Linked DNA regions of Homo sapiens: region 2 is linked to region 1. A link is a loop called in an ENCODE intact Hi-C map of the cell type or tissue named here. Cell type or tissue: lower leg skin. All regions are shown on one strand. Each heading gives the region's core, and the rest is flanking DNA. Links, peaks and the distances in the headings are about the cores only. Region 1 overlaps SEC24A (SEC24 homolog A, COPII component). Region 2 overlaps DDX46 (DEAD-box helicase 46).

Region 1 (11,128 bases), core at 3,617-7,616:
TCTGCCTGCCTTGGCCTCCCGAAGATAGGATTACAGGCCATGAGCCACCGTGCCCGGCCAAAAATCTTGTTAATGGATTTACACTAGTTAATATTTTATACTATAGTAGTAGACACAAAAACTAGTTTGCACAGTTAATTTACTTTCATGTCGGCTGGGTGTGGTGACTCATGCCTGTAATCCCAGCACTTTGGGAGGCTGAGGTGGGTGGATCACTTTGAGGTCAGGAGTTGGAGACCAGCCTGGCCAACACAGTGAAATCCCATCACTACTAAAAAGTACAAAAATTACCCAGATGTGGTGGCATGTGCCTGTAGTTCCAGCTACTTGAGAGGCTGAGGTGGTAGAACTGCTTGAATCCAGGAGGTGGAGGTGAGCCGAGATTGTGCCCACTGCACTCCAGCCTGGACGACAGAGGGAAACTGTCTCAAAAACAAAAACAAAAACAAAAACAAAAACAACAAAACAAAAGAACAGTTAATTTACTTTCATATCATGTACTAAATTTTGTATTCAGACTAAAATTTTAATTCAAAACAACTTTAATTATAACATCCTGGCAGGGCGAGGTGGCTCATACCTGTAATCCCAGCACTTTGGGAGGCCGAGGTAGGTGGATCACAAGGTCAGGAGATCGAGACTATCCTGGCCAACGTGGTTAAACCCTATCTCTACTAAAAATACAAAAATTAACTGGGCGTGGTGGCACGTGCCTGTAATCCCAGCTACTCGGGAAGCTGAGGCAGGAGAATCGCTTGAACCAGGGAGTTGGAGGTTGCAGTGAGCCAAGATCACACAACTGCACTCCAATCTGGGCGACACAGCAAGAATCCATCTCAGAAAAAAAAAAAAAAAAAAAATCCTAAATGGGCCGTGTGAGATGGTTCACACCTGTAATCCCAGCAAATCGGGGAACCAAGGCAGGAGGGATCTCTTCAAGCCAAGGGTTCGAGACCAGCCCAGGCAATATATTGAGACCCACCCCCCCATCTCTACAAAAATAAAAAAACTAGCCTGGCATGGTACCATATGCCTATAGTCCCTGCTACTCAGGGAGGGTGAGGTAGAAGATCGCACGAGCCCAGGAGTTTGAGGCTACAGTGAGCTATAACAGTGCTACTGCACTTGAGCCTGGGTGACAGAGACCCTGTCTCAAAAAAAAAAAATCCTAAAAGTACTCTATAGTCAAAACATAATAATAATAAATCCATGATCCCAATTCTGACAGAAGAAAAACTTAACAAAAAATCTAATGCATAGAAATAAAAAATGTTAAATAATAGAGCCAGATGTTATGGCACATGCCTATTATCCCAGCACTTTGGGAGGCAAAATGGGCAGATCGCTTGAGCCCAGGAATTCAAGACCAGCCTGGGTAACATGGTGAAACCCTGCCTCTACAAAAAATACAAAAATTAGCCAGGGCCTGGGCATGGTGGCTCATGCCTATAATCCCAGCACTTTGGGAGGCCGAGGCGGGCAGATCACTTGAGGTCAGGAGTTAGAGGACAGCCTGGCCAACATGGTGAAACCCTGTCTCTACTAAAAATACAAAAATCAGCAGGGTGTGGTGGCGGGTGCCTCTAATACCAGCTAACTGGGAGGCTTAAGTGGGAGAATCACTTGAACCCAGGAGGCAGAGGCTGCAGTGAACCGAGATACTGCCACTGCACTCCAGCCTAAGCAACAGAGCGAGACTCAGTCTCAAAAAACAAAAACAAAAACAAAAAGCTGGGCATGGTGACACGTGGCTATGGTCCCAGCTACTCAGGAGGCTGAGGTGGGAGGACTGCTTGAGCCCAGGAGACTGAGGCTGCAGTGAGCCATGATCGCACCACTGCACTCCAGCCTGAGCGACAGAGTGAGACCCTGTGTCCAAATAAATAAATAAATAAGTTAATAGTATGTATGGCTACATGATTATGAAGTTTCCCTCTTAGTTTCCTATATATTTGTACAATTACCACATATTATTTCTATAATCAGAAAAAAGAGATTAAAAAAAAAACTTTCATAGCATCTCACCCAATAAGCCACCTCCTTCAATCTCGTCGTAACTACTGTGGACCACCATAGATCCGTTATTGGTATTTGATGTAATACCTAAGAAGGAAGTTCATCAACAAGATTTTAATTAGAATGATTATTACAATCTCTGTATGATTTTAACTAATATCCAAAATTTTAAATAATTTTCTAAACAACAAATAATTTAAAACCACAGCCTATTAACAACATAAAAAATCCAAGTTTTTACATATACGATAGTTTCAAGTAATTTAGCTGCAACTTCAGGGAAAGGAAACATGAGTCTTTGGAAAGAGTCTTTTTTCACCTTACATTGTACCTAAGCCAAAGGCCCAAATAACAAGGCTTTTTCAAAACCTACTCCAGCAAAATAACTTCTAGCAAAAGATGGTTCTTTATGAAGTTTATAAAATTATATACCATCTGAAAGATTTCAGCAGTTGTGAGAGCTGCATTAAAAACCTCTAAGGAGCAGTACACAATGAAAAAAAATTATCAAAATCAAAACTACCTAAAGAAAAAGAGGCCAGGTGCGGTGGCTCACGCCTGTAATCCCAGCACTTTGGGAGGCCAAGGCGGGCGGATCACGAGGTCAGGAGTCAGAGATCAGCCTGGCCAACATGGGGAAACCCCGTCTCTACTAAAAATACAAAAAAAATTAGCTGGGTGTGGTGGCGCGTGCCTGTAATCAGCACATGCCTGTAATCAGCTACTCGGGAGGCTGAGACAGGGAATTCCTTGAACCTGAGAGGCAGAGGTTGCTGTGAGCCAAAATCGTGCCACTGCACTCCAGCCTGGGCGACAGAGCGAAACTCCATCTCAAAAAAACAAACAAAAAAAGAAAGTAAAATTATGAGGAGCAAAGACCTTACTTTCTTTTCTTTTCTTTTTTTTTGAGATGGAGTCTCACTCTGTTGCCCAGGCTGGAGTGAAGTGGTGCGATTTCAGCTCACAGCAACCTCCACCTCCTGGGTTCAAGGGATTCTCCTGCCTCAGCCTCCCATGTAGCTGGGACTACATGTGCCCGTCACCACGCCTGGCTAATGTTTTTGTATTTTAGTAGAGACAGGGGTTCACCATGTTGGCCAGGATGGTCTCAAACTCCTGGCCTCGTGATCCGCGTGCCTTGGCCTCCCAAAGTGCTGGGATTACAGGCATGAGCCACCGTGCCCAGCCCTTATTTTCAAAATATCTAACAATGAGAGTGGAATCCAAATTAATTTGAAGATGACATAAATGAATTAGAACAACTGCTTTAAGTCCAGAGGACAACCACTAAAATAGAATTAAAATCTTAACATCTCTTCTCCCAAAATTATACAGGATTAAAGACAAATGCCAGGGACATCTGTTTATGAGAACTAAATATTTATTTCTAGTTACCTCTACTAAGTATGAGCTCTAATTCAGGAATAGAAGACACTTAATTCAGTGAATAGCATTAACCTCTAGCACCTAAGTACAAAACTGCTAACTTCAATAGCTGTATTAACACGAAGTAGATACATTTAATGGTTTAAAGTCAGTAACTTCTTTCCAGTTCTCAAGACCAACATGATTTTAGCCATGAATTTGTAACAGAAAACCACAGTAAAACTTTTAGGAGAAACAAAAACACTGGGCATATTGTGAATTATTTTTAGTTGTTAAAAAAATGTAGGCAAGGCGTGGACGCTTACACCTGTAATCCCAGCACTTTGGGAGCCAAGGCAGGCAGATCACTTGAGCTCAGGAGTTCACACCAGCCTGGGCAACATGGGAAAACCCTGTATCTACTGAAAATACAAAAATTAGCTGGTTGTGGTGGCACATGCCTGTAATCTCAGCTACTCAGGAGACTGAGGCACAAGAATCGCTTGAACCTGGGAGGCGGAAGCTGCAGTGGGCCAAGATCCTTCCACTGCACTCCAGCCTGGAAAACAGAACTCCAGCCTCAGCAAGAGTGAGACTTATGTCTCAAAAATAAATAAAATAAAATATTAGCCAGGTGTGGTGGTACACACCTGTAGTTCCAGACCAGGAGGCTGCAGCTGTAGCCTCCTGCACCTCTGCATTCCAGCCTGTGTGACAGAGTAAACTCTATCTCTTAAAAGTTTTTTTTTTCTGGGGCCGGGCGCAGTGGCTCATGCCTGTAATCCTAGCACTTTGGGAGGCTGAGGCAGGCGGATCACAAGGTCAGGAGATCGAGACCATCCTGGCTAACACAGTGAAACCTCGTCTCTACTAAAAATACAAAAAAAATTAGCCGGGCGTGGTGGCAGGCGCCTGTAGTCCCAGCTACTCGGGAGGCTGAGGCAGGAGAATGGCGTGAACCCGGGAGCGGAGGTTGCAGTGAGCCAAGATCGTGCCACTGCACTCCAGCCTGGCAGACAGAGTGAGACTCCATCTCAAAAAAATAAATAAATAAAAATTTTTTTCTGCCGGGCACAGTGGCTCACGCCTGTAATGCCAGCACTTTGGGAGGGTGAGGCAGGAGGATCACCTGAGGTCAGGAGTTCGAGACCAGCCTGACCAACATGGAGAAACCCCATCTCTACTAAAAATACAAAATTAGCTGGGTGGGGTGGCGCATGCCTGTAATCCCAGCTACTCGGGAAGCTGAGGCAGGAGAATCACTTGAACCCAGGAGGCGGAGGTTGCGGTGAGCCGAGATCGCACCATTGCACTCCAGCCTGGGCAACAAGAATGAAACTCCCTCTCAAAAAAAAAAAATTTTTTTTTCTTATTTAAATATTTAATGTAACTTGATTTTCAAAGTAATACTGTGGCAACCAATGAGACAATGCCTCATCATTTTGATACTCTTTTTTTTGAGACTGAGTCTTACTCTGTCACCCAGGCTGGAGTACTGTGGTGTGATCTCGGCTCACTGCAACCTCCACCTCTCGGGTTCAAGAGATTCTCCTGCCTCAGTCTCCCAAGTAGCTGGGATTACAGGCACATGCCACCACGCCTAGCTAATTTTTGTATTTTTATTTTTTATTATTTTTATTTTTTTTTGAGACAGAGTCTTGCTCTGTTGCCCAGGCTAGAGTGCAGTGGGCAACACTGGAGTGGCCTTACGGGTTCAAGCAATTCTCCTGTCTCAGCCTCCCGAGTAGCTGGGATTACAGGCGCCCACCACCACTCCTGGCTAATTGGTTTTTTTTGTGTGTGTGTGATGGAGTTTTGCTCTTGTCACCCAGGCTGGAGTGCGATCATGCCATCTTGGCTCACTGCAACCTCCGCCTCCCAGGTTCAAGCAATTCTCCTGCCTCAGCCTCCTGAGTAGCTGGGATTACAGGTGCCCGCCACTATGCCCGGCTAATTTTTATATTTTTAGTAGAGACAGGGTTTCGCCATGCTGGCCAGGCTGGTCTGGAACTCCTGACCTTAGGTGATCCGCCCACCTCGGCCTCCCAAATTGCTGGGATTATAGGCGTGAGCCACCGCACCTGGCCTTAATTTCTGTATTTTTAGTAGAGATGGGGTTTCACCACCTTGGTCAGGCTGGTCTCAAACTCCTGACCTAAGGTGACCTGCCCACCTCGGCCTCCCAAAGTGTCAGGATTGAAGGCATGAGCCACCACGCCCGGCCTTGTTACTCGTTGCTAACATTATTCTTTTCCCGACTTATAATACTTAATGTAATGCTAGAAGAAAACACAAAAATGATAATATTGATTGTATTCAGTAGTAGAATATGGGCAATGGTTTTACCCCCTCATCTGTTTTCTACATCTTGCTGCAACGATTATATTACTGCTAAAATCAAAAGCTCTCCTGCCTCAGCCTCCCAAGTAGCTGGGATTACAGGCACATGCCAGCACACCAGGCTAATTTTTGTATTTTTAGTAGAGACAGGGTTTCACCATGTTGGCCAGGCTGGTCTCAAACTCCTGACCTCAAGTGATCTGCCTGCCTCAGCCTCCCAAAGTGCTGAGATTACAGGGGTAAGACACTGTGCCCAGCCTAAAATCAAATTTCTTACTTTATAAAATATCTTATTTAAATGAACACTCTTATTTCCATTACATCCCAAGATGATGCTTTAACATATTTTACTTACATAAAATTGCATGTAGCTAACATTGATTCCAGGGAGGGGAAAATCAAATTTCAAAAGCTTGTATTTTTCCACTGCTTGTATAAATGACTTTTATTTAGTTTCATAAGTATGTGTTAACATTTACGATAATAGTGGCAATCAAAATATATCTTGTTTTTTTTTTTTTGTTTTTTTTTTTTTTTGAGACGGAGTCTGGTTCTGTCGCCCAGGCTGGAGTGCAGTGGCGCAATCTCGGCTCACTGCAAGCTCCGCCTCCCGGGTTCACGCCATTCTTCTGCCTCAGCCTCCAGAGTAGCTGTGACTACTACAGTCGCTTGCCACCACGCCTGGCTAATTTTTTTGTATTTTTAGTAGAGATGGGGTTTCACCATGTTAGCCAGGATGGTCTCGATCTCCTGACCTCGTGATCCGCCTGCCTCAGCCTCCCAAAGTGCTGGGATTACAGGTGTGAGCCACCGCGCCTGGCTCAAAATACGTCTTGAATGAAAAAGGTCAATATTTTAAAAGGATATTCCTAACATTCTAACATCATGTCAAGAAAAGTAGTAATTCTCCTCCAAAAGCCACCTGACTTTATAGCCATGATTTTTAAAAAATCCGCATAGCAACAAAAAAAGTAACAAAACACTAAGAGCTTTTTTCCCAATGGTAGTCACAGCCCAGCGGATGGCAATGGAATTCCTGAGGAACTTTAAATTGTAAATTCCTGTAGCCCATCCCTAACCAAAACTAGATTTTCTGGAAAAAATGTGATTTTAATGCACAGAATTCAGCTAATATTCATCTTTCTACCCTAAGTCAAAACTTGAGGATTTGACTTTGTTTCTTGGTTCACTTACCTTCTTGGTTGACAGCTGAATTAAATAAGGGCTGGGGTACATCTCTATATGATGATGTCAGGGGCGTGAGGGCCCTCACTGGGGGTGGGCCTCCAGCTGGAGGGGGCCCATGAGGAGCTCCTGGTTGAAAAGTTGTAGGCAGAGGTGGATTCACTAAGGGAGGTACAGAAGGACCTATGGAAACATTGGTTTTTCACACGTCACTTGAGAACTCAAGACTATGGCCAAAATCAGCCTTTTACCAAAGCTGAGTAACTTCCAAACTTACATTTAAATTATAATAACCAAAGAGTTACCAGAAACATGTTAACTTCCTAAATTTACAATTTTTCAATCTACATGCATATTTTACAAATTTCTCTCTCTTCCTTCTCTCCCTCCCTCCCTTCCTTCCTTTTTTCTTTCTTTCTTTCTTTCTTTTCTCCTGCCTGCCTTCCTGCTTTCCTGTTTTCTTTCTTGTCGCCCAGGCTGGAATGCGATAGCGCTATCTCAGTTCACTGCAACCTCCACCTCCCGGGTTCAAGAGCTTCCCCTGCCTCAGCCTCCTGAGTAGGAGGGACTATAGGCATGTGAAACCATGCCCGGTGAATTTTTTGTATTTTTAGTACAGCCAGGGTTTCACCATGTTGGCCAGGCTGGTCTCGAGCTCCTGACCTCAGGTGATTCGCCCGCCTTGGCCTCCCAAAGTGCTGAGATTATAGGCGTGAGCCACTGTGCCCGGACCATATTTTACAAATTTCTAACTCTCCCCTACCAGGCCTCTTACCTGTCAATTATTAAAGCAGAGTAAATATAAAATTTGGATTAAATCACTTTTAGAGTAGATACATTGCCCTGTTTGTTTTTATTATTAATAATTTAAATCTTAATAAAATAGAGACGGGGGTCTCATTTTGTTGCCCAGGCTGATCTTGAATTCCGGTGCTCCAGTGATCCTCCTGTCTTGGCCTCCCAAAGTGCTGGGATTACAGGCGTGAGCCACTGTACCTGGCCAGCCCTGTTTATTAATTTTTCATTAACTGATCATTAGATTCAATAGGCCATGTGTCATATTCTAGTACAAATTAACATGAATAAAATTTCAATGTTATTAATTTTGTAATATTTTGTTAATTTTGTTTACCAACATAGTCTGTTCCATTAACATCAACTAAGTTTAGAGTGAGCCTGAAAATAGAGGGCTGGGCCAGGCACAGTGGATCACCTGTGGTCAGGAGTTCAAGACAAGCCTGCCAACATGGTGAAACCCCATCTCTACTAAAAATACAAAAAATTAGCCAGGTGTGGTGGTGGGCACCTGTAATCCCAGCTACTTGGGAAGCTGAGGCAGGAGAATCACTTGAACCTGCGAGGCAGAGGTTGCAATGAGCTGAGATCTCGTCACTGCACTCCAGCCTGGGCAACAAGAGCGAGACTCTGTCTCAAAATAAATAAATAAATAAATAAAAATAAAAATAGGGGGCCAGGAGCAGTGGTTCATGTCTATAATACCAGGACTTTGGGAGACCGAGGCAGAAGGAACACTTTTTTTTTTTTTTTCTGAGACGAAGTCTCACTCTTGTCCCCCAGGCTGGAGTGCAATGGCGCAATCTCGGCTCACTGCAACCTCCGCCTCCTGGGTTCAAGCGATTCTCCTGCCTCAGCCTCCGGCAGCAGCTGGGTCCACAAGTGCGCGCCACCACGCCCGGCTAATTTTTGTATTTTTAGTAGAGATGGGGTTTCACCATATTGGCCAGGCTGGAGGCTGATCTCAAACTCCTGACCTCGTAATCCACCCGCCTCGGCCTCTCAAAGTGCTGGAATTACAGTCGTGAGCCACCACGCTCAGCCTGAAATTTTTCAAAATGTTTCACCAATACTGTTAAATACTCCAGTATCAAGTTGAAAAATTGCCTATTAGGCTGGGTGCAGTGGCTCACGCCTGTAATCCCAGCACTTTGGGAGGCTGAGACAGGTGGATCACAAGGTCAGGAGTTTGGGACCAGCCTGGCCTATATGGTGAAACCCCGTTTCTACTAAAAATACAAAAAATTAGCTGGGCGTGGTGGCGCATGCCTGTAATCCCAGCTACTAGGGAGGCTGAGGCAGAAGAACTGCTTGAACCTGGGAGGCGGAGGTTGCAGTGAGCCGAGATTGCGCCACTGCACTCTAGCCTGGGCGACAGAGTAAGGCTCCGTCTCAAAAAAAAAAAAAAAAAAAAAAAAGAAAAAGAAAAATTGCCTATTACTGAATCTTACAACTGCTAACAAGACTATCAGTGCCTTGTTGACAAAAGTGAAGACAAAGATTATTGCCATGTAACTCCCTTATCAAAGAAGTGGTCACACATATCTATGGCAGTATAGACAAGTCAAAGGAACAAAGGGGCAAGGTACATGGCCAACTCAGCATGAACAAGAATGTAAAATACATCTGGCCACAAAGATGTAACCTACAACCTAATGTTTAACGAATAAAAGTAAACTTACAGAGATTTTCACAGCTTTTAGAAGACTATTTTTGAACAGATAATCATATATTTCATAAAATGAACATTTTTTCAAGTTGAAGAATTCTTATTTACGACACTGATAGCTAGAGTTTCAGAGTCTGCCCTCTCAGCCCCTAAATGAGTATAATGATGCTTAAAGGTGACCTATTAAAAAAATTCAGGAAAATTTAATATATGAACTAAAAACTTAGTATAACCTAAATACTCACAGCTTTGATACCAGACTATCAGGTACCAACTCTCAGTTATGAGTTGGAAAAAAGAAAAAAAATGAGGAATTTGAAGGTTCTTTGAAGGTTCAAATGAGAAAAAAGAAGGTTACTTTTTAGGTTCATTTTATTAGTTTATATGTTTTTATTTCCCCTTCTTTCATAAGTTTCAGCACTTTTTTTTTTTGAGATGGAGTCTTGCTCTGTCGCCCAGACTGAAGGTAGTGGTGCAATCTCAGCTCACTGCAACCTCCGCCTCCCAGCTTCAAGCGCTTCTCCTGCCTCAGCCTCCTGAGTAGCTGGGATTACAGGCACGTGCCACCATACTTGGCTAATTTTTGTATTTTTAGTAGACACGAGGTTTTCACCATGTAGGCCAGGCTGGTCTCGAACTCCTGCCCTCAGGTGATCCACCCGACTCAGCCTCCCAAAGTGCTGGGCTTACAGGCGTGAGCCACCATGCCCAGCCTCAGCACTTATTTATGTCTCTCTCACCAAATCTGTAGTGGAGACAAGGTGCTCTGAGGGTTTCTATTATAGCTAAAGAAATTTCAGATTATTGATAATGTACCTTTTTAAGAGAAGCTACACCTACTCTTAGTATTTATTTATTTTTAAATAAAATTATTTAAAAAAATAGAGATGGGGTCTTGCTATTTTGCTCAGGCTAGTGAACTCCTGGCCTCCTGGCCTCAAGTGGATCCTCCTGCCTTGGACTCCCAAAGTGCTAGGATTATAGGCGTGAGCCACCACGCCTGGCCCTTAAATAGTTTTTAAATAAATGTTTTCCCAAACTATTTTACTGTGGCTTTGGGCAAATTATTCAAGTCTTATACTTTAGATCTGTAAGAGACTGTTACGAAGATTAAACAAGATAATGCAGGCCTGGCTAGGTGGCTCACACCTGTAATCCCAGAACTTTAGGAAATCCAGGCAGCAGGATGGCTTGAGGTCAGCAGTTACAGCAAGCTATGTTGCAGTTAAGTGAGCTATGATCGTGTTACCCTACTCTACCCTGGGCGACAGGGTAAGACCCTGTCTATACAAAAAAATAAAGAACAAAAGATTAGCCAGGCACTGTGGCACGCCTACTCAGGGAGGTGAGGCGGGAGGATAGCTTGAGCCCAGCAGTTTGATGACACTAGGATTGCACCACTGCACTCCAGCTTGGGAAACAGAGAGACAGCCTATCTCTAAAAAATAAAAAGCAAAACAGAAAAACAGATAATGATATCAAAGTTTGATAGAGCCTGGAAAATAATATAGATAACATTTTTTTTAACACTTAAATTTTTTTTTTAGACCAAGTCTCACTCTGTCACCTAGGCCGGAGCGCAGTGGCACAATCATAGCTCACTGCAGCCTCAATTGCCAGAGCTCAAGCAATTCTCCCACCTCAGCCCCCCGAGTAGCTGGGACCACACATTCATTCATTCAAGTGATTGATGTGTGCCACCATATTCATTCATTTCAAGTGATTGATGCTCACTCATGGTATCAAATGAATTAGAAC
Region 2 (11,128 bases), core at 3,533-7,532, 160 kb before region 1:
GGATGTTCAAGCCTCTTATATGAAATGGCTTGCTATATGCATATAACCGATGCACATCCTCCTGTATACTTTAACCGCCTGTATACTGTAACCTTTAAATTACTTAAAATACCTAACACAATGTAAATGTTATAGTAAAACTTTTACAGCTGTTAAACTGTATTTTTAAAATTTTACATTCTTTTTTTCTTTTTTTTTTTTTTTCTATTTTTGATCTGTGGTTGGTTTAATCTGTGGGTTTGAAACCCTTGGATATAAAAGACTGACTTTATTTAACTCCTGAAAAAAATTCCTTTTTTGAAAAGTGACAATAACATGAAGTTAATACATCAGGAGTCTTGAAAAGAATATTAGGTAATCCAATTATAACAATTTAAATTAGAATATTCAGGAACTGTATCTTGAAGGCTCAAAAATACTATTTATTTATTTATTTATTTATTTTTGAGATAGTCTCACTCTGTCGCCCAGGCTGGAGTGCAATGGTGTTATCTTGGCTCAGATTCTTCTGCCTCAGCCTCCTGAGTAGCTGGGATTACAGCCACCCACCACCATGCCGACTAATTTTTGTATTTTTAGTAGAGACAGGGTTTCACCATGTTGACCAGGCTAGTCTTGAACTCCTGACCTCAAGTGATCTGCCCACCTCGGCCTCCCAAATTGCTGGGATACAGGTGTGAGTCACTGCGCCCAGCCTCAAAAACACAATTTATGATTCCTTGTGAATTAAATTTCACTAAGATGAAGCACATCTAAGTTTAAAACTTGGGTACCATTATGTTTTACAATTTTTAAGAAAGAAAATTCACAACCTACTCAATAATCCTGAAGAAAAATCAGATTAAAAGTAGTAGGATATTTGTACATACAACATGTATAGATATATAAATAAACACTTTCTAGAAGGAAAAGGTATCATATTTAGTATTTATAGGCTACACTCTTTCTTTTAAGGAAGATTATAAAAGAGGGGCTAGGTATGGAGCCAGAAGTTGTGAGGGAAACCTCAAAGTAGTAAATACTATAACTCTTTGTAGAGTTTTACACTCAGTGTAAAGAAATGCAAAAAAATCCTTATACTATTAAATCTTTACTTGTATAAAAACCGAAATTAGTCCAACTACTTTTTGCCCATTTATGATGATAAAAATTGAAACAAAAACTCTCAACCCATTTTGTAAGACTTCTATTATAACATTCTTAAATCCAGTTCATATTGTTCCAGAGTCATGTAACATCAAGGTGGGGACACAAAATATGATAGTGAATTTTACCTTTTCTTAGGAAATGATCACAATTTCATTGAAAGTACAGGATAAAGTGAATAGCCCCTTAACGACTTGTGTACTTTATTGTCTTCAATAGAAAGTTCAAATATTTCCATTTTTTAAACCTCTAGAATATTATCCGGACATTTAAAATATTGATATTTGAGTTTACATTAAAGGACATCATACTCTGAAAACAGGCTGGCTTTAAATATAGTTTGACTGATTGTGGGGGTACTTACGGACAGATTTCTTTACCAAGTACCAGTTTCTTATATTTAAAAAAAATCAGCAAGATAGAATTTAAAAAATCTTCATTTACAATACATTGTAAACTGCAGACAGCAACTGCCACATACATCATAGACCAGCACAGGTAAAAATCTTTTTTCCGGATGTCTATAAGACTTTGTATCTTCCTTTATTTGTTGGTTGGTATGAATTTTGCTGTAATAGGAAATAAAAGATATGTCATCAGAGAAAGCAAAACAAAAAAAACAAAAAAAAAAAACGAACCAACCAACCAACCAAACAAACCCAAAAGGAAATATTTAAGATCATTTCCTTTGCCAACTTATAAAACTATTGGTTATTTAAAATTTTAAATGTTACTATTACTGCATTGAGAAAGGAAAAACTATTCAATAACTAATGAATTCTCTGTTCACTCAACTATTCCTTAACAACTATGTTTTGAATCAACCTAATGGTGGTAGCATCTATGGGCACAAGATTCTTTTCGACCACTCCTTGGTGAAATAGTATTAAGCACATGATTTAACAGCTGTTTTACTTTTTCCCTCTTGTTTTGTGAACCCACTTTTCATTAAACTTCTAACCACCCCCACCCCCCAACAAAAAAAGGAATGCTCTGTGAGGGGAATTTTAGAAAAGCTCTCAGAATTACACTTAGATAAAAGACAACGTTTCCTTTCAAAGGAAATGTACACACTGTAGGGAGTGTTTATAAGCTGCAACTGGCACTAAAGACACAAGGACATGTCTACCTCCTCGGGAAAGGCAGTCTGTAAAGGGCTTTTTCCAAAATCAAATTAAGTCATTGTTTAAGTTTAAAGACACTGACAACACCATGTGTTGGCAAATATGTAGAACAACTGGAATTTTCTACACTTCTGGATTGAGTGTGAATTGATGTAACCTCTTTGGAAAACTATTTAGCAATACCTAGCCTATAATTAACAATTCTACTCCGAGGTATATACCCAAGGAAAAAATCATGCTAATATATACCAAACGCACATGGAATAATGTTCACAGAAGTGTTGTTCATAAAAACCAAAAATAAGAATAGCCCCCAAATCCAATATATAAATATAAATTAATTGTTGTATAATCATATAAATATTATATGGCCATGAAAATGAATTATTGCTACATGCAATAACATGGACCGATCTCCTCAAAATGTTGAGTGAAGGAAACTAGATGCAAAAGGTGCAAACGCATGATTACACTTATGTGGAGTTCAAAAACAGGAAAAACTAATCTATGATTTTAAAATTCACAATATAGGGCCGGGCGCCACGGCTCACGCCTGTAATCCCAGCACTTTGGGAGGCCAAGGCAGGTGAATCATGAGGTCAGGAGTTCGAGACCAGCCTTGCCAACACAGTGAAACACCATCTCTACTAAAAATACAAAAATTAGCCAGATGCGGTGGTGTGCGCCTGTAATCCCAGCTACTCAGGAGGCTGAGGCAGGAGAATCACTTGAACGCAGGAGGCGGAGGTTGCAGTGAGCCGAGATCGTGCCACTGCACTCCAGCCTGGGTGACAATGCAAGACTCAGTCTCCAAAAAAAAAAAAGAAAAGAAAAGAAAAAAAATTCAAGGTATGGTTTTGTTGGGGGGAGATGAATAGTGACAAGAATAGACACAGAGAAGACTTCTGGGATATTAGTAATGTTTTTTATTTCTTGATCTGGGTAGTGACTACACTGGTATGCTTATTACTTTGTGAAAATTCATCAAACTATATGTTTATGATTTGAGTACTTCTCTGTATTTATATTTCAATAAAACACTTATTAAAACAAAACAAACGAAACTTTAAGGTTTTCACTCACCAGCCGGATCAGCTCTTCTTTTATGAGCCTGGTGATTTCTGCCTTTGCTTTCTGCACAGCCAGTTCATTGGCACCTAGTGATTGAGTGGAAAGCATATTATTCAAATTACTAAACTTACACTGTGTTTACCCATATCACGGAGGTCCAGGAAGAAACACTGTAGGTGACTTTCAGAAACACTGTACTGCCTGCCAAGATAGCCATTTAATGCCTGGTGGAACATTACCCACATTATATAATGGCTGCTTATTATTTTGATTACTTTCAGAGTTTCAAATGTAACCACTGAGGTCATATTATGTGTTAAGAGTTCCTAGTATGGTGATTAAAAAGAGTGGAATAAAAAGACTATTAGTGATTTGTCCAGGAGATAGTAAGAGAAGGCTAAAGGGAAATATAACTTCCTTGGTTTATTCATTTAGTAAGTATTTATTAGACATTTATGATGTTCACTGAAGTCTACAAATGTTTCAGAAGGGTCTCGTCTGAACAAAATCTTTAAAATGAAAGGAGGACTAGCCAATTGGAGGGAGGAAAGATACCATAAGAGTATTTTGCAAAGGAAATTAATTACATGCGTAATGGTACAGAGTTAAGACAAGCATGCTTAATTATTGAAGAATAAGAGAAGCGTAGCGTGGTTGGAAAAGGAGTATGAAAGAACACCGCAAGATAGCTGACTAGATGAGGTAGGCTGCAGACATTCATTCACAGTTATCAATTTCATAAACATTAAGCACTCACCTCTCACATACTGTGAGACATTTAACATATAAATAACAAATTCATGCTCTTTAAAAGCTTACAGACTAGAAAAACAAACTTGTAAAGATATCAAAACAGGATGAAAAGGAAGTAGTTCACAAACTTCACTTTTAAATACCACTTTTAGGAAGTTTTCCTGACTCTGAAAGGCACAGTTAAGTGTTTTTTTCCTTAGTGCTCTCACAATATTGTATTTATACCATCACAAGAGCACACTTTTGAGGTAGAATGGACAAGATATTTTTTCTGATGGGATATGAACAGTGAAAAAGAGAAACAAATTAAGATATTAAGAGCTGGCTGGCAAGTGAAAAAAGGCAGAAGTAAAAGAATATACTGATTCCAGGAGGTAAACAGGTGTTTTCTGGACAGTGATAATGGGTGAAATTTAATTCTAAAATTGCTGTAGTTGAGGTGCTCATCAGACATCCAATTGGAAATACAGATGAGGCCAATGGAAATATGAACCAGAAGTTTAGAAGTGGCAGAGATTAGAGAGCCATCAAGGGTAGGCTGGGTAGAATCTGGAGCCAATGGACAATGCCAGTGAGTAGGTAAGTACAGATAGACACCATATTGCACACTGAGAAGAGAAAAAGAGCTGAATCAAAGAAGACTAAAGATTGAAATGTCTAAGAATAAAAGGAGGACTGGGTTTGCAACGTAGAGAGCTATATTTTTATCATTCCGTGTATTTTTAAAAAACACAAATGAGGGAAAGATTTATAATAAACGAGAAAATTTCCCCCCATATTAGAAATGAGTAACTTTTCTGTCCCCAGAGAGAGACAGAGACGGAGCTAGAAAGAGAGACAGAAACAGTTGCACAACAGGAAGGAAAAGGCCAAGGGTATGGCTATGAAGTCATAGCAACATATCTAATTTAAATCCTATACCTCCACTAGCCACCAATCACAACACTATAAAACTACGTGGGGAAGGTGAGTGCTGGAAGGGAAGAGAAAAAGAAGAATCAAGACCGAAGTCAAACTGAAAATTACAACAAAAATGAAATTTAGGAGGAAAACACGTTGCTTGGTATGAGTTGGTGTGAAGCTTGTTGATATTTTTGTGCAACTTTAAAAAGAAGGAAAATGACACTCTCACCTAGATTTAACTGGAAAATCAATTTTCCTACTTTTATCAGAGCCCGACAATTTGGACCAGTTTAAATTCTGACTTATGTAACTTCTTGTAATAGGTTACATATGTTTATAAGCAGCTATGAAAAAAAGGGCATTTCCTTTCATTGGTCCTAAAACAACTGTGGCTGCTTTTAAGGGATTCTCCACTAGTAAAAAGAGAGGGTCACAGAACAGGCTATATAAATTATACAGGCTGACTAGGCATGTAAGTCCTTCCTGTTCTCCTTCCCTTTGCCTGGTGGGAGGCCTGGAGCTGCTGAGCCAAACAGAGCCTCCAAGGAGCCAGCCAGGCAGTGGGGTCCCTCCAATTACAGAACTAGAAACAGATGACACTAGGCTCATTCCACAGTAGCAACACCTGTTTTCATCCTGTTAGTGTTTAGTTGAGTTCGGAGTTTCAAAAACTAAATGATCCTTTAAAAAATCTAATTACCTCTGAAAATTCTAAAAGATTTAGATCACTTAAATTACCAAACCCTAGCTCTTATTCAATATCATTATATTTCTTTTTCTTTTCTTTTCTTTTTTTTGAGACAGAGTTTCGCTGTTTTTGCCCAGGCTGGAGTGCAGTGGCGCCATCTCAGCTCACTGCAACCTCTACCTTCTGTTTCCAAGGTACTCAGCCTCTCGAGTAGCTGGGATACAGGCTCCCGCCACCATGCCCAGCTAATTTTTGTATTTAGTAGAGACGGGGTTTCACTATGTTGGCCAGGCTGGTCTCAAACTCTTGACCTTGTGATCCGCCCGCTTCGGCCTCCCAAAGTGCTGGGATTACAGGCGTGAGCCACCGCGCCCGGCCATTATCATTATATTTCTAGATTATTCTTAAGATTTGCTTCAACAAAGTTGCTTTTTTACTGAGGAGACTTGCTTAGATTATTATAAAAATTAGACGTTATTTCCTGAGTGTAAATTGACAGTGGAGACAAATGACCAGAACCATTCTGGATGAAAGGAAAACTACATCGGAGCTGTGGAATCAGTGAATATCTCACTTCACATCACTTGGTAGTAGAGATGTGTTCTGATAAAGTTATACATAAATTGAAATTTGATATATCAATTATACCATACTAAGCAAACACTGCATTTAAATTAATAAATGAATTACGAAAAGAATTCTTTTTCAAAGCAAATAATCATGTCTCTCACTTACCTCTTTATAAGGCAAGCAGTTAAAATATTAATTTTGCTTAAATGATACCCATGTATTCAAGCAGAAAATAAAATCCTGACTCCATGTACACCAAAGGTTTTATTGCCACATTCCTCTATCATTGTCTTCAGCCTGTATGATCTAATTAACACAGTAGCAAAGACCTGTCCAGTTCCAACTACAGAAACACATCAGCTTAAGTTTTCTCTGCTTGAAGACCCAGGGGTCAGCAATCCCCATTTCACTATGTAATAAGAAACAGTGTCACCTGAGTTAGAAACATACTGGGTCATTGGCAGACCAAAAGTATTTCAGGATACACAAAAGCATGCCATTTTTAAACCTGACTTCAAATAGATCTAAGTCAGTTTCTCATAGTCACAAACATGAAGAAAAAAGTGTAGTTTGCCTAGTTCTGGCCACACATCCTTTGTATGCCATTTAAAAATATGTATGAAACTTACCATGACTCAATGGTAGAGTGGGAAAAACACGGAAAACATAACAGCTGTATTTGCCGGGCGTGGTGGCTCTCGCCTGTAATCCCAACACTTTGGGAGGCCAAGGCAGGAGGATCACGAGGTCAGGAGATCGAGACCATCCTGGCCAACAATGGTGAAACCCCATCTCTACTAAAAATACAAAAATTAGCTGGGTATGGTGGCATGTTCCTATAATCCCAGCTACTTGGGAGGCTGCCAGGAGGCAGAGGTTTTAGTGAGCCAAGATTGCACCATTGCACTCCAGCCTGGCGACAGAGCGAGACTCCATGTCAAAAAAAAAAAAAAAAAAAAAAGATGAAATTAAGAAATTCTCAGATAAACAAAACCTGAGTTAGTTGCTAGTATACCTGCCCTACAAGAAATACAAAAGGAAATCCTCCAGACTGAAGTGAAAGAACCCTAGATTACTTGAATGAGGAAACAAAGAATACTCATAGCTACATACGTAAATATAAAAGTCAGTATTATTTTTAGTTTGTAGCTTCTCTTTATTTCCTGTATGATTTAAAAATTACATAAAATAATTATGAATCTATGTTGAAGAATACAGAATGTATGAAGATGTACAGGTCTGGGCCCAGCATGGTGGCTCACGTTTGTAATCCCATCACTTTGGGAGGCTGAGGCAGGAGGATCACTTGAGCCCAGGAGTTCAAGAACAGTCTGGGCAACATAGTGAAAACCCATCTCTACAAAAAATACAAAAATTTAGCTGGACATAGTGGCATACACCTGTGGTCCCAGCTAAATGGGGGGCTGAGGTGGGAGGCTTGCTTGAGCTGTGACTGGGTCATTGCACTCCAGGACAGGTGACAGAACAAGACTCTGTCTCAAAAAAAGATGAGTAGGTTTGGGAGGCCGATGTGGGAGTACAAGAGAAGCCAGGAGTTCAAGACAAGCCTAGACTGTAACATAGCAAGACCCTGTCTCTAGAAAAAAAAATTTTTTTCATTAGCCAGGCATGGTGGCACAGGCCTGTGGTCCTAGCTGTTCAGGAGGCTAAGGATAGAGGATCACTTGAACCCTGGAGTTTGAAGCTACAGTAAACTATAATCTCACCTTTGCACTCCAGCCTGAGTGACAGATCAAGACCCTGTCTCTTAGAAAAACATATACAGGAATTTTGTGTCAATAACAACAAAAAAATAGATGGGACTGTATAGGAGCAAAATTTTTGTATAGTATTAAAACTAAGTTGGCATTAATTGAACTACGTTGTTATGAATTAAGATATTAATTGCAATCCACTGAGTAACCGCTAAGAAAATACCTGGCTGGGCACGGTGGCCCAGGCCTGTAATCCCTGCACTTTGGGAGGCTGAGGTAGGCAGTTCACCTGAGGTCAGGAGTTCAAGAACAGCCTGGCCAACGTGGTGAAACTCCATCTCTACTAAAAATAAAATTAGCCAGGCATGCATCTGTAATCCCAGCTACTAGGGAGGCCAAGGGAGAACTCCTTGAACCTGGGAGGTGGAGGTTGCAGTGAGACGAGACAGCACCATTGCACTCCAGCCTGGGCAACAGAGTGAGACTCCATCTCAAAAAAAAAAAAAACAAAAAAAAACCTAAAAATACATATAGCAAAAGAAAGAAGTAGGCCGGGCGTGGTGGCTCCTGCCTGTAATCCCAGCACTTTGGGAGGCCAAGGCAGGCAGATCATGAGGTCAGGAGATTGAGACCATCCTGGCCAACATGGTGAAACCCCATGTCTACTAAAAATACAAAAAGTAGCTGGGCATGGTGGTGCTTGCCTGTAGTCCCAGCTACTCGGGAGGCTGAGGCAATAGAACCGCTTAAGCCTGGGAGGCAGAGGTTGCAGTGAGCCAAAATTGCGCCGTTGCAGTGAGCCGAAATTGCGCCGCTGCATTCCAGCCTGGTGACAGAGCTAGACTCCCTCTCAAAAAAAAAAAAAAACAAAAAACCCAGAAACAAGAGCAAATCAAAATGGCACACAAGAAAATATTGCTTTAACACGGTGGGGCACAGTGGCTCATGCCTGTAATCCCAACACTTTGGGAGGCAGAGGCAGGTGGATCACCTGAGGTCAGGAGTTTGACAACAGCCTGACCAACATGGTGAAACCTCATCCCTACTAAAAATACAAAAATTGGCCGGGCGCAGTGGCTCACGCCTGTAATCCCAGCACTTTGGGAGGCCGAGGCGGGCGGATCACAAGGTCAGGAGATCGAGACCATCCTGGCTAACATGGTGAAATCCTGTCTCTACTAAAAATACAAAAAAAAAAATTAGCCGGGCATGGTGGTGGGCGCCTGTAGTCCCAGCTGCTTGGGAGGCTGAGGCAGGAGAATGGCGTGAACCCGGGAGGCGGAGCTGGCAGTGAGCCGAGATTGCGCCACTGCACTCTAGCCTGGGCAACAGAGCAAGACTCTCTCTCACAAAAAAAAAAAAAACGAAAATTAGCTAGGTGTGGCGGGGGGGCACCTGTAATCCTAGCTTCTCAGGAGGCTGAGGCACGAGAATTACTTGAACCCAGGAGGTGGGAGTTGCAGTGAGTCGAGATTGTGCCACTGCACTCCAGCCTAGATGACACAGTGGGACTTTGTCTCAAAAAAAAAAAAAAAAAAAGAAAAGAAAAGAAAAGATTACTCTAACACAAAAAAGGCAGTTAACGGAGATCTTTTATAATGCAGGCATTTACAGCTAGAAATTTCTCTCTAAGCACTGCTTTCACTGAATCCTGTTTAAGTTTCACGAAGGTACTGAGGACTGAACTGTACATTTTTAATGGTTAAAATGGACAAACTTTTGTTACATGAATTTTACCTCAATGTAAGTCCTAAATAGCAAAAGACTGCTACAGATTTTAAAAATAGTTCCAAATGGAGACAGTACAATCAAGAAGTAAGAGGTCTAGCCTGGCCAACATGGTGAAACCCCAACTCTACCCAAAAATACAAAAATTAGCCAGGTATGGTAGCACATGCCTGTGGTCCCAGCTACCCAGGAGGCTGAGGCACAAGAATCGCGTGAAACCTGAAGGCGGAGGTTGCAGTAAGCCAAGATCGTGCCATTGCACTCCAGCCTGGGCGATAGAGTGCTAAACCCTGTACTGACTACAATGCTATGGTGTCAAGGAAATGAAGCCAGAACAGATGGTGCTATTATCTAGCAGTCTAGTTCTGTCTTGCTTCCATTTCACATAATGTCAGAAAACAAAAACAAAAACCACTTAAAATACCAATAACAAAGATGTTAAATATAAATAAAGTGGGCTGGGCGCGGTGGCTCATGCCTGTAATCCCAGCACTTTGGGAGACCAAGGCGGGTGGACCATGAGGTCAGGAGTTTGAGACCAGCCAGGCCAGCATGGTGAAACCCCGTCTCTACTAAAAATACAAAAATGAGCCAGGCATGGTGGTGCATGCCTGTAATCCCAGCTACTTGGGAGGCTGAGGCAGGAGAACTGCTTGAACCCGGGAGGTGGAGGTTGCAGTGAGTCAAGATCGCGCTATTGCACTCCAGCTCTGGGCAACAGAGCAAGACTCCATCTCGGGGAAAAAAGCAAAACAAAACAAAACAAAAATCAAAAACATAAATAAAGTGTGACAGGGTGTCCTACTATGCAGTAGAGTAACACATCAGAAAAAACAAAATAGGCTGGGCACATTGGCTCATGCCTGCAATCCTAGCACTTTGGGAGGCTGAGTGGGGGCGGGTCCCTTGAGCTGAGGAGTTGGAGACCAGCCTGGGCACCAAAACACAACCTTGTCTCTACAAAAAGACAAAAAAAAAAAAGTCAGGTGTGGTGGCATGTTCCTGTAGTCCCAGCTACTTGGGGGTGTTGAGGTGGGAGGATCACTTGAGCCCAGGAGGTTGAGGCAACAGTGAGCTGATATTGCGCCACTGCACTCCAGCCAGACAAAATAAGACCCTGTCTCAAAATAAATAAAGATGGAAATTGCCTCTGGAATGAATTCATTCATGAATGTATGAAATAAAGTTAAAAACCAAACCTGATTGCTGTTACATAATGTATTATTTATATCCGTTAGGTTGTGGCATTGTCTACTTCTTATTTTGTTAAAGGCATAAACTTTCATGGGGATAATTTCACAGGCAATATTTGCCTAGATAAACATTCATTAAGTGGACTAATACACTTGATTTACTTTCCAACCTAAACTTAGGCCAGAATATTCCACTTACTAGAAGCATAAACAGGTCAGTCCTTAAAATGTAAGTTT

What was found. Hi-C counts contacts between places; a loop is a spot of excess contacts. Peaks named below come from ENCODE experiments on the same cell type or tissue, not always from the same donor. Only the 100,000 strongest peaks of a DNase experiment are listed, where the experiment ranks them.
Region 2: it touches region 1 in a loop (3-fold over the local background); 1 of 110 quality-filtered maps calls a loop at or near these places.

Annotation. Positions count from the first base shown.
Region 1 is chr5:134,662,784-134,673,911 of GRCh38, reverse strand. SEC24A (SEC24 homolog A, COPII component) reads right to left here. Exons shown (of 23, transcript NM_021982.3): 3 at 6,916-7,089; 4 at 2,026-2,103. Among named protein-coding and RNA genes, the nearest start is that of SEC24A, 20 kb to the right of the region's middle. In lower leg skin, for the core only: no CTCF peak of the experiment used is centred there; a DNase peak (open chromatin) is centred at 5,511.
Region 2 is chr5:134,819,246-134,830,373 of GRCh38, reverse strand. DDX46 (DEAD-box helicase 46) reads right to left here. Exons shown (of 23, transcript NM_001300860.2): 22 at 3,354-3,427; 23 at 1-1,715. The coding sequence ends at 1,668. Among named protein-coding and RNA genes, the nearest start is that of C5orf24, 21 kb to the left of the region's middle. In lower leg skin, for the core only: no CTCF peak of the experiment used is centred there; no DNase peak of the experiment used is centred there.